2 separate regions of the Homo sapiens genome follow, and region 2 is linked to region 1. The links are chromatin contacts, found by Hi-C in ENCODE. All regions are on one chromosome and are shown on one strand. The core of a region is the stretch at or near the end of the contact, and the rest is flanking DNA. Distances in the headings are between cores, read along the strand shown. Region 1 overlaps CPT1A (carnitine palmitoyltransferase 1A). Region 2 overlaps TPCN2 (two pore segment channel 2).

The links. A loop is a pair of places that touch in the nucleus more often than their neighbours do. Pooled maps may share reads with other maps.
Region 2: a map of posterior vena cava shows a loop between it and region 1 (3-fold over the local background). The contact joins two enhancer-like sites. A Hi-C loop is called at or near these places in 1 of 168 maps with a recorded cell type or tissue (posterior vena cava) and 7 of 50 pooled maps.

Annotation. Positions count from the first base shown.
Region 1 is chr11:68,775,960-68,783,750 of GRCh38, forward strand. It overlaps CPT1A (carnitine palmitoyltransferase 1A), which reads right to left. Exons shown (of 19, transcript NM_001876.4): 11 at 5,812-6,000; 12 at 4,681-4,786. Among named protein-coding and RNA genes, the nearest start is that of TESMIN, 28 kb to the left of the region's middle. RefSeq lists an enhancer at 5,608-6,807. Within about 2 kb of position 5,097, at least 2 of the 41 ENCODE cell types and tissues checked have a DNase peak (open chromatin) inside an H3K27ac peak, as active enhancers do.
Region 2 is chr11:69,086,099-69,092,938 of GRCh38, forward strand. It overlaps TPCN2 (two pore segment channel 2), which reads left to right. Exons shown (of 25, transcript NM_139075.4): 23 at 425-506; 24 at 1,014-1,108; 25 at 1,777-4,499. The coding sequence ends at 1,855. Among named protein-coding and RNA genes, the nearest start is that of MIR3164, 6.3 kb to the left of the region's middle. RefSeq lists an enhancer at 1-488 and a silencer at 2,655-2,794. Within about 2 kb of position 1,518, at least 9 of the 41 ENCODE cell types and tissues checked have a DNase peak (open chromatin) inside an H3K27ac peak, as active enhancers do.

The DNA of each region.
Region 1 (7,791 bases), core at 3,847-6,346:
GTGGAAACAACACAAATGCCCATCAACTGATGAAGAGATAAACAAAGTGTGGTCAATCCATACAATGAGATATTATCCAGCCCTAGAAAGGAATGAATTCCAGGTATGTGTTACAACGTACTGAACCTTGAAAACATTATGCTGAGTGAAAAGAAGCAGGCAGGCGCGGTGCCTCACTTCAGTAATCCCAGCACTTTGGGAGGCCAAGGTGGGAGGATTGCTGGAGGCCAGGAGTTCCAAACCAGCTGGGCAACATAGTGAGATCTTATCTCTACAAGAAATTTTAAAAATTAGCCAGGTGTGGTGGCACATGGCTGTAGTCCCAGTTACTGAGGAGGCTGAGGTGGGAAGATCACCTGAGCCCAGGAGGTCATGGTTTCAATGAGTCATGACTGTGCCACTGCACTCCAGCCTGAGCGACAGAGCAAGACCCTGTCTCTAGAAAAGAAAGAAAAGAAAGCGAAAGAAAAGAAAAAAGAAGCCAGACATAGAAGACCACATATTGTATGATTCTATCTATATAAGATGTCCAAAATAGGCACATACATACACACAGAAAGATTAGTGGTCATCAGGAACCTGGGGGAGAAAGGAATGAGGGATTTCTTTTGGAGGTGATAAAAATAGTACAGAATTAGGCTGGGCTCTGTGACTCACGACTGTAATCCTAGCACTTTGGGAGGCCAAGGCGGGTAGATCACTTTAGGTCAGGAGTTCGAGACCAAGCTGGCCAACAAGGGGAAACCCCGCCTCTACCAAAAATACAAAAATTAGGTGGGTGTGGCGATGCACGCCTGTAATCCCAGCTACTCGGGAGGCTAAGCAGTGACTGTTGCACAAGCACCTCGTGAATATACTAAAAACCACTGAATTGTACACTTTTAAAGGGTGGATTTTAAGGTATGTGACTTATATCTCAACTAAAAAAATTAAGTTTTTTTAAAAGAGGAATCCCTGTGCTCAGGAAGCTTACATTCTAGTGAGGGAGGTAAAAACAACAACACAAGGTCGGGGTGACTGTCGGCTGGCGAGGCGGCGGGGCGGGTGGAAGGTGCCGCTAATACGTGGGGGTCACAATCCAGGCTGACCTGAGCCAGCGAACGAACAGACTTGATCAGGTTCCACCTGCTCTGGGTCAGAGCTCCAGAAGAGCCTGACACAGAAACATCAGAAATAAATCAAGAGCAAGACCGGGTGTGGTGGCTCATGTTAGTAATCCCAGCATGTTGGGAGGCTGAGGCAGGCAGATTGTTTGAAGCCAGGAGTTCGAGACCAGCCTGGGCAATGTGGCAAAACCCCGTCTCTACAAAAAATACAAAAATCAGCTGGGCGTGGTGGCGCACACCTGTGGTCCCAGCTACTCGGGAGGCTGAGGTGGGAAAATTACTTGAACCCAGGAGTTGGAGGTTGCAGTGAGCTGAGATTGCACCACTGCCCTCCAGCCTGGGTGGCAGAGCAAGACCCTGTCTCAAAAAATAAAAAATAAAAATAGAACAAGAACAAGAACAAACAGACTCAAGTTTGACTAGATCTGTCTTTAAGGGACTGCACTGGGCCCCCATGTGAGACTAGGTCAGTCCCCATCTGTGTATGGATCACATAAGCCCCCAGCCAGGGGTCCCTGGAGTCAGGCCATCCTGTCTGCTGGACGCTAACAACTAAACACCACTACTTCTACGTGCCCACCCTGGTCTAAGATAAAATCCCTTTATCCTTATCCAGAGAACTTTAAAAAACAAGCCTGATCTTGTAAATATCCAGTAGATTTCTCTACTTGATAAATGTACCCTGTGTGATCCAGCTGCCTATGGTCCCGACTCTTTTTCTTTTGCCAAACAACAGCTCTTAGGCATATAGGACTCGGGAAGTCCTTGGCCTGGGGTATAACAAGCCCGGGCTATTATGCTGTGCAGAGATTTATTAAAGCGTGCCTTCTTGCTACGTCCAGAGACACTGAAGGCAGCTTGATCTTCAATGCGCTCTGTAGCTAAAAGGCTCTCTCAGCTTTTGTCGACATCGCCAAAGAACCCTGGTGGTGGTGAAAAGCCCTTTTAATATTGGCTGCTTTTTATCAGGTATTAATGTCCTAGGGTCATACTGGTGTCTTAAAGCCTAGAGCACTATGTTTTTTTTTTTCCTTTTTATCCTTTTTCCTACATAGAAAACCTCCCTTGGCTGAAGGAGTGGCTGGAGGTTTTGCCAAGACTCCAACCAGAAGTAAGACAATTAAAAGAGGTAGAGGAAGATGAGACAGGAGCCCCTAACCTAGTCTTGGGAGAGGGTAGCAGGGCAGTGCCATTCCTAGGGGAAGTGAGGTCAGCTGAGACCTAAGGAAGACCTGACGGGGCCAGGAGCCAGGGGAAGCCAGGGGGAAAAGCCTTCCAGGCAGAGAGGAGAGTGAGTGCGAAGACTTTGCAAGAAAAAACTGGCACCAGAATTTGTTTATCTCTTGGGGGAAAAATAGACAGACACAATATTATAAAAAGAAACGTCAAGGCCAGGCGTGGTGGCTCATGCCATAATCCCAGCACTTTGAGAGGCCAAGGCGGGTGGATCACTTGAGGTCAGGTTTATATATATATAAAAATTATCCGGGCATGGTGGCATGTGCCTATAATCCCAGCTACTCGGGAGGCTGAGGCAGGAGAATCACTTGAACCGGGGAGGCAGAGGTGGCAGTGAGCTGAAATCGCACCACTGCACACCAGCCTGGGTGACAGAACAAGACGCCATCTCAAAAAAAAAAGTCAAAATTCAAAACATTCACAGAAGTTTAAAGAAAAAAGAAGGTCATACATTATGATGTCTTCACAAGTTTACTACTAATTTCTTTCTTTTTTTTTTGAGATGGAGTCTCACTCTTTCGTCCAGGCTGGAGTGCAGTGGCGTGATCTCGGCTCACTGCAAGCTCTGCCTCCCGGGTTCACGCCATTCTCCTGCCTCAGCCTCCTGAGTAGCTGGGACTACAGGTGCCAGCCACCACGCCCGGCTAATTTTTGTATTTTTAGTAGAGACGGGGTTTCACCGTGTTAGCCAGGATGGTCTCGTTCTCCTGACCTCGTGATCCGCCTGCCTCGGCCTCCCAAAGGGCTGGGATTACAGGCGTGAGCCACCGCGCCTGGCCACTACTAATTTCTAATTTCAGACACACAAACCCGGCTCCATGCCCTATCAAGAACAGCGAGGTGCTCAGCCTGCAGCTGGGCCCTGTCTCCCACACACGCCGTGACTTTCAGGTCATTTTATTCCACTTCATTTATTAGGCCAGCAGGAAAATTTAAAACACTGCAAAAAGATGGTCTTTATAGTCAATGTGAATCTCAAAGGGGCTTGTTGCTTTAAAAGAAAAAGATCTCAAGTCTCATCACAACAAGTGACCACAGTATTTTCTGTGTCAAGTCTACGGATGATGATCCTAGAATTTAGCAACTTTAAACAAGAACCTGACCGGTGAGTTAAGGAAACAAAACTTTCATTTAATTTCTCATGCCAAACACGGAACAGGTCAAACAGTTCAGAGTAACGAATTATTAAAAAAAAAAAAAAAAAAAAAAGGCTGAGTGTGGTGGCTCCCATCTGTAATCCCAGCACTTTGGGAGGCCCAGGCAGGCAGATCCCCTGTGCCCAGGAGTTCAAGACCAGCCTGGGCAACATGGGGAAACCTTGTTTCTACAAAAAATACAAAAATTAGCTGGGCATGGTGGCACACACCTGTAGTCCCAGCTACTTGGGAGGCTGGGGTGGGAGAATGTCTTGAGCCTGGGCGGTCAAGGCTACAGTGAGCTATGATTGTGCCACTGCACTCCAGTCTGGGTGACAGAGTAAGACCCTGTCTCAAAAAAAAAAAAAAAAACAATGGTAGAGGCCAATCCACAGGTGCAGGCAGGGGGACAGGGGTTTGTGGTTTTCAAATAACCTGGTAATTTTAAGAATTAAAATGATGTCTTAGGTAAAAGACACGCTGCATGTTTATAAACCCAGATTTTCACATGCTTGCTTCTATTTGGCCTAAAAAATGCGGTAGGTAGGAAACACTAGGAAATCCAGCACATAAGGGATAGTTTATTCCAGGAAAAACCGAGCTTCACTTCTGCTGTGAAGCTGCGGCCTGAGAGTCAACTGCCATTTCACTCTTTTGTTCCCTAAGGAGATGGCAGGAGATGCACTGCTGTTCAAGGGACCTAAGTTATGGGAAAGGAAGACAGGGATGCCTTTAATCTAGTGATTTAACTTCATGTGCATTACTAGTACAAGTGAAAAATTCATATTCTATAATCACGCAAATATTACAAAACTAAATTGACTGTGGGGTTTGGATTATCTTTTTTGTTTTTTCTTTTTGAGACAGAGTCTCGCTCTGTCGCCCAGGCCGGAGTGCAGTGGCACGATCTCGGCTCACTGCAACCTCTGTCTCCCGGGTTCAATCGATTTCTTCTGCCTCAGCCTCCCAAGTAGCTGGGGCTACAGGCATGCACCACCATGCCCGGCTAATTTTTGTATTTTTAGTAGAGACGGGGTTTCACCATGTTGGCCAGGCTGGTCTTGAACTCCTGACCTCAGGTGATCTGCCCGCCTCGGCCTCCCAAAGTGCTGGGATTACAGGTGTGCGCCACTGCGCCTGGCCAGGTTTGGATTTTCAAAAGCAACTTCCACATTCAAGTGAAAAGTGTGAAAACTCACCTCCCAAAGGTGGGCCACGATCGGCGCATCTGCCCAGGAGTGTTCAGCGTTGAGGCCCATCTTCCCGTTTTTGAAGACAACAAACGTGAACGACTTGTCAAACCACCTACGTGAAACACACATGTGTGGAACTTAAGTGTTTAAAGAGGCAACAATGAGGAGACATTGCACCTCTCTGCTTCATCCTGGATGGACTAATTCACTTTGCACCTGTCCCTCTAACAGTGAGCAGACACTCAGTCTCTGTGGAGTGAGGGTGAAAGTACAAACAGGACACTGAATCACTCATTTCTTCCCTGTCCCAGACACAAAGATGAGCGCTTATATCCTGGCAGCCTGAAGTCAGGACCTGTTGTTATCGCAAGGCAACTGGGGAGAGGTGGGAGGCTCTTCCCGTGGGCACATGACCCCTTCATCAGCCAATCCTTGGCTCCACCCTGCAGGGGGCGGGGCTGGCCAACACTTTACAGATAAGAAAAAGAGGACTTGAGATAGCCACATGCCAACACCCTGGCCTAACCCTGTGCCTAGCCCTGTTTGCCACTCTCCCCTGCCTGAGTCCAGGGACCTGGCAGCCCTGCATCTCATGAGCATCTCCAAACAAAGGTGGTCATGCACAGAGGAGGGAAGAATCTCAGATTTGCAGCTCAGGCTGTGTATGTGTGATAGTTTTGGCAGAGGGAAGAAAACTGAAGGTTGGCCAGGCGCAGTGGCTCACATCTGTAATCTCAGCACTTTGAGAGGCTGAGGTGGGTGGATCACTTGAGATCAGGAGTTCATAACCAGCCTGGCCAACATGGTGAAATCCTGTCTCTACTAAAAATACAAAAATTAGCCAGGCGTGGTGGCACACGCCTGTAATCCCAGCTACTTGGGAGGCTGAAGGAGGAGAATCGCTTGAACCTGGGAGGTGGAGGTTGCAGTGAGCCGAGATCAAGCCACTGCACTCCAGCCTGGGTGACAGAGCAAGACTCCATTTCAAAAAATAAAATAAAATAAAACTGAAGGTTATATTTTTATGCCACCTTCTTTCTTAGCATTATAGATACTTAGGGGTGAGTGTCAGGCACACAGGGTATTTCTTCCAAGCTCATGGGCAAACTCCTGTCTCTCAGAAGGTAAGGACGGTACCTGTCGTAACATCGGCCGTGTAGTAGAGATTTGGCGTAGCTGTCCATTGACGTATCCGGGTCTTCACTTCTGTATCCTTCTTCAGTTTCATCTAACGTCACAAAGAACGCTGCTTTCTCCACAGCATCAAGAGACTGCTTATTTTTCCCACGTCCAAAATAGGCCTGACGACACCTGGCCCAGGGAACTCTGCAGTGAAGATGAAATACGATTAAAGGCAGCCCGACCTGCAGCGATGGAGCGTGATGTTTGAAATGACACAATCAAACCTTTGCAGTTTTTCAGAATTTCTCGAAGGAAAACTCCATGTTGATGATGTTCCCCATCTGAGACTGTTTGCTGGAAGGACTCTCACCTGCTCCTGGTCTCCAGACCACAGCATGGGGAGCGGTGGGTATTTTTTGTTCAATAAATGCTGACTAAATGAACGGCCAGATTGCAGGCTGGCCCCGTGGGCAAAGCCGCCAGGAAGCAGCAGACCCAGATCACCCTGTTCCACGCTCCCTGACACACCCTCCCTCCCCTCTACAGGAACCACCCTAGGTAAGTTCCGGCAGCCCAGGTCACAGTAAGTGCGTAAGAGTGCGTCCCTCATGCCAGGCTCTGCTCCAAACCTTTTCTGTGTACCAACTTACTGATCTTCTCAATGCTACTGTACCTATTTTTCAGATGAGAAAACTGAAGCACGGAAAGATTAGGTCACAGCTATTTTGAGGCAGAGTCGGAACCCAGGCCATCAGCCCCCAGGTGCATTCCACAGATGCCCATGTGACCCCTCCACAAGGAGGTCTCCGTGCCCGTCTTATTTGAATACACAGAACTGGTGTGATGCCCACTTCCTTCTTGGAAGACCCACCAGCTGGGCTTCCTCGAGTGCTCCCGGGTCCCTCTCACTCCAGCTCCTCCAGGACCCTCTGCCACTGCCCACCCTTCCAGATCGGGGCCATCTGGCTCTCTCCCCACCTTCTTCTCTCTAGGAGTGCTTGGCTATGGCGGCCCGCAGGGCGAATAAGCCTAGAAACACGCTAGGCCTCAGTGCACCCCGCTCGGGGAACAAAGGTGACGCTGACGGTGGCCGGCACGTACGGAGCCCTTCCTGTGAATGACTCCCATGGGTAAGATGCTGATCTGGCCCTATCCAGAGGGGGCATCGGGACCGAGGCGCCTACAGACCCACAGGGAGCCCAGGCCCCGCGGCGCCGGCTCAGGCTCCCCACGTCTCCTCCGCTGGGGATTCCAGGCTCTGAGAGGAGGGCATCGGATGAGCGCATCTTCACCCGAGATGCATCTCCTGCCGCCGCTCTTTCCAGCCTTGTCAACACCACAGCAGATACCGAACAACGCCGGCTTGCCCGCACACATCCTCCTCCATCCCGCTCCTGCTCCCAGGCCTGGCCCTCTTTCAGGCCCTCACTACTTGGGCCACCGAAAAGCATCCCTGTGTCCAGGGCCCCTCCTCCCTGCCCAACCAGAAGAATCTCCCACATTAACCTACTCATGCACCCCCGGCCCCACCCCACCCTACACCACCTGAAGCGGCACCCAGTTGCAGAATCAAGCTCAAATATGATTGGGTGCCTGGGACCCTCCCCAGCTTGGCACCGTGGCCCAGCTGCCCAGCCCACTCCACGGCTCCTGCCTGCTCTGCTACCCCGGGGCATGCGGCTCCACCCCCTGGACACCCACTGTCCTCCTGGTCTGCTCCCACCCTCTGCAAGACACAGCCCACCTGCGGCCCCTCCACGCAGCACAGAACCTCTCCTGATCTTTGCAGAAGGGGCCCCAACACCTGCCCCTCCCGCCTTACTCCCAGCGATAGCGTAGCAGTTGTCACACTGCTGGAACGCAGCAGCTCTCAGCTGGGGACAACAGTGTCCCCCTGATGCTGGGCAATGTCTGCGACACTTCTGGTTGTCACACAGGTTGCTGCTGGCAGTCGGTGGGCAGAGGCCAGGGCTGCTGCTCAGCATCCAACGCTAC
Region 2 (6,840 bases), core at 268-2,767, 310 kb after region 1:
CCCCTGCATAGCCACATCGTGACTCTCAGGATGGTGGCCAGTGACTCTGGGTTTACACCTCCTGGAGGTCGTTGGTGTGTTTGGGGCTTCTGAGGAATTCCATGGGGGTGGGGGAGCCCCGGGAAGGCTGAGTGAACGAGATAGTTCAGCTCTGAGCTTGAAGAGCTCAGACTGGCCCCAGCTGATGGTCCTGGGTTTTAATCCCAGCACCGCCTCCTGCTGGCTTAGCTACCTCGGCAGCTTGTTGCACGTTTCTAGGCCTCAGTTGGGTTGTTTCTGAGATGGAAATAGTAACGCGCTCTGCATCATGGTGTGTGTGGGCCGGCTGCCCGAGAGCTGTCCTGGCCACGCAGCAGTGGTGTTTGTATCGAGTGCTCTTGCTTTGCTCATCGTGGTTCACAGGGTGGGTCTCTGTCCTCCGCAGGTGGTCCAAGATCTATTTTGTATTGTGGTGGCTGGTGTCGTCTGTCATCTGGGTCAACCTGTTTCTGGCCCTGATTCTGGAGGTATCAGAGATCCCCACCCAGGCTGTTCTCCATGGTCGTTTGTTTCTAATTCACTCTCGATGGGCCTGAGGCCACCGGCCGGGCCTGCCTGGAACTTTGATGGGAGAGTCGTGCTGGGTTAGGCGGGTCCTGAGTGAGGCTGAGCCCCTCCCGTGGGGCTCAGTGCTGCCCGCCCTGGCTGCTGGGGCCTTGGGGAGTGCTCCTGACATCTGGGCTGCTGGGGCCTTGGGGGGTGCTCCTGACATCTGGGCTGCTGGGGCCTTGGGGGGTGCTCCTGACATCTGGGCTGTGGGGATTCTCAGGCCCCCAGGTCGGGCTGAAGGAGGGACTTGGACATTGGCTCCAGGAGGAGCCAGCAGCCTCGTGGGGCCTGTGCCTGGGTGTCCAGGGTGAATGGCTCAGCCCCCTCAGCGGGTGCCCTGTGGCTGACCCTGGAGGGGCCGGGGATGGGGCAAGGCTGCTTTCATTCGGGGCCCACACTCACTGGCCACTCCTCCTGCTTGCCAGAACTTCCTTCACAAGTGGGACCCCCGCAGCCACCTGCAGCCCCTTGCTGGGACCCCAGAGGCCACCTACCAGATGACTGTGGAGCTCCTGTTCAGGTGTGTGGGTGGGGAAGGCGCTTCTGTCTGGCCCCCTGGGATGGGAAGCCAAGAGCTGGGGGGTGGAGGGGTTGAGGCGGCGGGCAGGCCCTGATGACTGTCCTCCCCCTCCGCCCGGTTATCTGGCTTTGGTCCTGTGCTCTAGGAGAGCAGCTCAGAGCCGGGATCGGGGCGGCTTCTTCTTCCTGCCACTGGCGTCATAGCCTTTGTCCTGCTCTCCTGCTCTTGGATTGGGCATATTTAAGGCACCATCCTTCAGGGTCCATTGGATCCTGTTGGATGTAAACAAGGGACCTGAGGAAAACGCACCCATCTCTTCTCCTGGCAGCTTTGAGATGGTTCCTCTGCTAGTCCAGAAAAGTGACCACCCAGAGGCAGCCCTGCTGTGGGGCCTCTGTGCCTTCCACCAGGGGCTGCCGAGTTGCTGCAGCCAAGCCCTGCGGTCCTGCCAGCCAGTGGGAAGACGTGGCCCCTGGGCTTTTAAGAATGCCGTGTAGATATTTCTAGTGGCTACATCCATCCTGAGGCTCATCTGAGTCCCCGTGTCTCTGTGTCCCTGTGACACTCACTTCGCATGTGTTGCTAAGCTCTGCTCCCTTGTTCTTGTGGGCAGGCCAGGGTCTCCCTCCTTTAGAGGCCCCTGTGTGCATCTTTCCTCAATTCCACAGGGATATTCTGGAGGAGCCCGGGGAGGATGAGCTCACAGAGAGGCTGAGCCAGCACCCGCACCTGTGGCTGTGCAGGTGACGTCCGGGCTGCCGTCCCAGCAGGGGCGGCAGGAGAGAGAGGCTGGCCTACACAGGTGCCCGTCATGGAAGAGGCGGCCATGCTGTGGCCAGCCAGGCAGGAAGAGACCTTTCCTCTGACGGACCACTAAGCTGGGGACAGGAACCAAGTCCTTTGCGTGTGGCCCAACAACCATCTACAGAACAGCTGCTGGTGCTTCAGGGAGGCGCCGTGCCCTCCGCTTTCTTTTATAGCTGCTTCAGTGAGAATTCCCTCGTCGACTCCACAGGGACCTTTCAGACAAAAATGCAAGAAGCAGCGGCCTCCCCTGTCCCCTGCAGCTTCCGTGGTGCCTTTGCTGCCGGCAGCCCTTGGGGACCACAGGCCTGACCAGGGCCTGCACAGGTTAACCGTCAGACTTCCGGGGCATTCAGGTGGGGATGCTGGTGGTTTGACATGGAGAGAACCTTGACTGTGTTTTATTATTTCATGGCTTGTATGAGTGTGACTGGGTGTGTTTCTTTAGGGTTCTGATTGCCAGTTATTTTCATCAATAAGTCTTGCAAAGAATGGGATTGTCATTCTTCACTTCAGCACAGTTCTAGTCCTGCTTCTCTGGAGTAGGGTTGTTGAGTAAGGTTGCTTGGGTTGTGCATTGCACAAGGGCACATGGCTGTGAGGTGTATCCTGGCGGGGGGCTGTCTACCTGCAGTGAGGGGCACCTTTTCTGTTTTGCTCAAAGGCATGTATAAGCCAATGGGTGACCTTATTTCCTGTGTCTTCAGGTGTGTGGCAGGGGGCCTGGGGTGGGGAGGTGGGGCGAGCGAGCAGTGTGTGGAAAGCCTTGTTGTCACCTGAAGCACGCCAGGTCCAGATTGACCAATGGTTTTCTCACTTCAGGGGCCAACCCACGCCCCCTTTCTGCTGAGGTTTGGGTGCCATCTAGTGGTGGGATGGGACTTGGTTGACTACATTTAAGGTAAGGTGGACCCAGCAACTCCCAGAAACAACTCCGGGGACACCACTCCCCATCACACTCCACACCGAGCCTGGTGCCCGGTCTGTGCCCGAGCTCAGCGGGACCAGGAAGGGATGGGCCCTGCCAGGGTTGCCCCTGCACTGTGCATTCTCGCCTGGGAGGCACAAGTTCTTTCATCTGCTTTTCCTTCAGAGGTGCTGAGCCCACGCCATAGCCCCTGTGGGATGGTGGGGGAGGGGGCGACCCGAACAACAGTGCAGTCGGTATCGAGATTGGGGAGAGGAGCGAGTCCAAGGAGAAGGTCATGAGTTTCTTTTTACTCGTGTTGAATAATAACAATAACAATAACAATAACAATATGGAAACCACCGCAAACTTGGAGAAAAGTTGTAAGCACAGTAAAGAGAAGCTTCCTTCTGAGTCACTTGAGTGGTTGCCGTTCTGGCCCTGCACCCTCTGTGCTTTGGGACGGCGTCCAACCCGCATTCATGTCAGGAGTGAGTCGCACGTGGCTTTGTGGTCATGGCGACTTAATCCGCCTGGACGGTGGCTCCGTCTCCCTGGGCTTAGACGACCTTGGCACTTCTGGAGATAAGCCCATGGCTCCCAGGTTGTGTTCATGTGACGTTTCCTTGTGGTAGGTTCTGGGTCTGCGTTTCGTCTAGGAGTGTCACAGGATGGACACTGCCTCCTGGCAGGGGCTGCCCAATGCAGTTAGCCTCCTGCTGGTGTTCTCTCTTGTTGCTTGGTGAAGGTGGCCCTGGTCAGCTTCTCCACTGCCCAGTGAACGACCCCTTTGTAATGAATGAGTGGGGAGGTAGTGTGAAGCGATGCCAATATCCCATCCCTGTCAAACTGCCTTTACTTTTTCCTTCCTTCCTTGCTCCCACCTGTGTGGATCCTGGTCCCTTCTTGTATTCAGGGCTGTGGTCTGTTATGACATTTACTCTCAGGCTCAGGTCCTGCTTGTTTGGCCCGTGGGAGCCCCTTCTTCTGCCTTTTGTGTTTTTTTTGTTATGTACCTACAGTTCTTTAGCTGTTTCTTTACTTTCTGGTGCAAAAAGATGTTCAAGCCTTATTTTATACTTGCCTGCCCCTTTCTCTTTCATTTATTGGAGTGAGCTGCAGCTCTAAGAAGACCTGTTCTTTTGAATGGAGAGTAGCATCAGGAACCAGGATGTGGGTGCGAGGCGTGCTCCTGGCTGTTGCAGATTGCTGCACCCGGGAGCTCTTAGTGGACAGAGCTAGAGGATATGTGCACGTACTTCCATCTCTCTCTCTGTCTCATCTATTCACAGCTGGGAATGATACTAATACCTCCGATTTTAGCCCAGCACCACAGGGTACGTTCCAGTTTTTCTCTCTTTCCATAGCTGTAAGGCCCTTTCTGGGAATGGTTCTCATTCTCCTTAATCTATTATTGGGTCAGTTTTCCTGCATGTCCCCAGCCTCCCATCACTGCCACCCACTCCCCACAGAGATGCCCTGCTCATCCGACTGGGGCTTTGACTCCCACACTGTGTACCCCTCTTGTGTGGACGCCCTGCTGCCAAAACCTTCAGCAAACAGCTTTCCAAATGGAAGTTGTCACTGTCAGGGCCTTTACAATCAGCAACAGCAAAATCTACATGCTGCTGAGGGTCCTGCCTCATTAAGATGCAATAAATATGTAAGTACATAAAAACAGCAATAGAAGAAACGTAATGCTTTATTCTCAAATATGATGTCTACATAGAAAAGCCAAAATTATTAAGAATAGTAAGAATTCACCCAGCACTTTGGGAGGCCGAGGCGGGTGGATCATGAGGTCAGGAGATCGAGACCATCCTGGCTAACAAGGTGAAACCCCGTCTCTACTAAAAATACAAAAAATTAGCCGGGCGCAGTGGCGGGCGCCTGTAGTCCCAGCTACTGGGGAGGCTGAGGCAGGAGAATGGCGTGAACCCGGGAAGCGGAGCTTGCAGTGAGCCGAGATTGCGCCACTGCAGTCCGCAGTCCAGCCTGGGCGACAGAGCGAGACTCCGTCTCAAAAAAAAAAAAAAAAAAAAAAAAGAATTCAGCACAGTTGTTTGCTATGAGATTTAAAAAGTTTTTACTTTATTACTTATTCATTTATTTATTTTAGGGTCTTGCTCTGTTACCCAGGCTGGAGTGCAGTGGTGTGATCATGGCTCACTGCAGCCTCCAACTTGTGGGCTCAAGCAGTCCTCCTACCTTGGCCTCCTGAGTAGCTGTAACTACAGGCACATGCCACCAGGTCTGGCTAATTGTTTTATTTCTTGTAGAGATGGAGTATCTCTATGTTGCCCAGGCTATTCTTGAATTCCTAGGCTCAAGTGATCCTCCCACCTTGGCCTCCCAAAGTGCTGAGATTACAGGTGTGAGTCACTGCACCTGGCCTGCCCTGAGATTATATACTGAAATCAATTGCTTTTCTAGACACTAGCAATAAGCTTATAAATTATATTCAAGGATTCAGTTATATTCATTTTTTAAAAGATATTTAAATAAGATTAAAAATTCTTAAAGTTTCTAAAAATAAATGGAAGGAAAGATATTCAAGGCCTATATACAGAAAACTATAAAACTTCATTAAAGCCCATGACTGTAGATACAAGTAAATTGAGACTATGTAGTTTTCTGTTGCTGTGTAACAAGTCCCCACATACTTGGTAGCTTATCACAACCTCATTTCTTAGCTCCAAGCTGCAGGTCAGACATCCAGGCACGGCTTGGTAGGTCCTCCGTTCAGCAGAAATTGGGGTGTCAGTGGGCTGGGTTCCTTCTGGGAGCTCCGGGGAAGAGTCTGCTCCCATACTCACTTGGGTTGTTGGCCAAATGCAGTTGCTTGCAGGTGTTGGGCTGATGTCCGTTTCCTGCTGGCTGTCAGCCAGGGGCTGCTCTTAGGGACTAGAGGCCACCCACATTCCTTGCCATAGGGTCCCCTCCATCTTCAAAGTCAGCAACAAAGAAGCTGCCTCACATTGACTCCCACTCACCCTTTGAATCTCTAGGAAAAGCCTGTGTGGTTTACAGTTTCACCTGATTAGGTCAGACCCACCAGGACAACTGCCCATCCTTAAAAGTCCTGTGTGCCACCTAACATATCCCAATTCCGGGAGTGACTTATTCACGGGAGGAGATTATGTAAGGGTAAGGATCACTGGGGTCATCTTGGAATTCTGGCCACCACAGTTTTTCTATCTTCATGGTCAAAAAGAATTGATATTGTAAAAATGTCAGCCTTCTCCAATTTCATCCATACATTCATTATAATTCTAAACATAATGCCATTTTTTTCCCACAAAATTTGATAAGTTGATTGAAAAATTAACATGAAAGTACAAAAACAAGAGCAAAAATCCTTTCTGTGGGAGAATCCAGTTGAGGGAATTGCTGCTCCATTATTCCTGACTTACATTGCTGGGACAGCAGCCACAGCAGTGTGGTCCTGGTGCAGGAGCTAATCGGCTAAGGGGAGAGAGCCCGGGAGCCCCGCACACCGGCGCAAGGGCGAATCTACTAAGGGGAGAGAGCCCGGGAGCCCCGCACACCGGCGCAAGGGGCGGATCGGCTAAGGGGAGAGAGCCCGGGAGCCCTGCACAAATGCGGAACTGCGACGGATGGCAGCAAACCCGCAGGGAAGGGATTGTTATTTAATAAATGCTGCCAGAAATTCCAGCCCAGGTGGGAAAAGAAAGAAATAAGTTCCCTGTTTCACACCTAACACAAAAGTACATACCGACTGGAGGCGGGCTTAAGTGTGAAAAGCAAGTTTTAGAACGTTTAGAAGATGAACTCAATATATTTAAATTAAGAACTTCTTTCTTTAAAAAAGGCCATAAAATAGGCAAGCCACACACTGGGAGAAGATTTTGGTAACTGAGAACAACTAAGAACTTATATCCAGACCACATAAAGAGTACCTACAAATTAGGAAGAAAAAGACAAAGCAGTAGAAAGTTGGGCTTTTCACAGAAAAGCAAACACCCGGGTTCCATAGCTATGTCAAAAGTTGCTCCGTCTT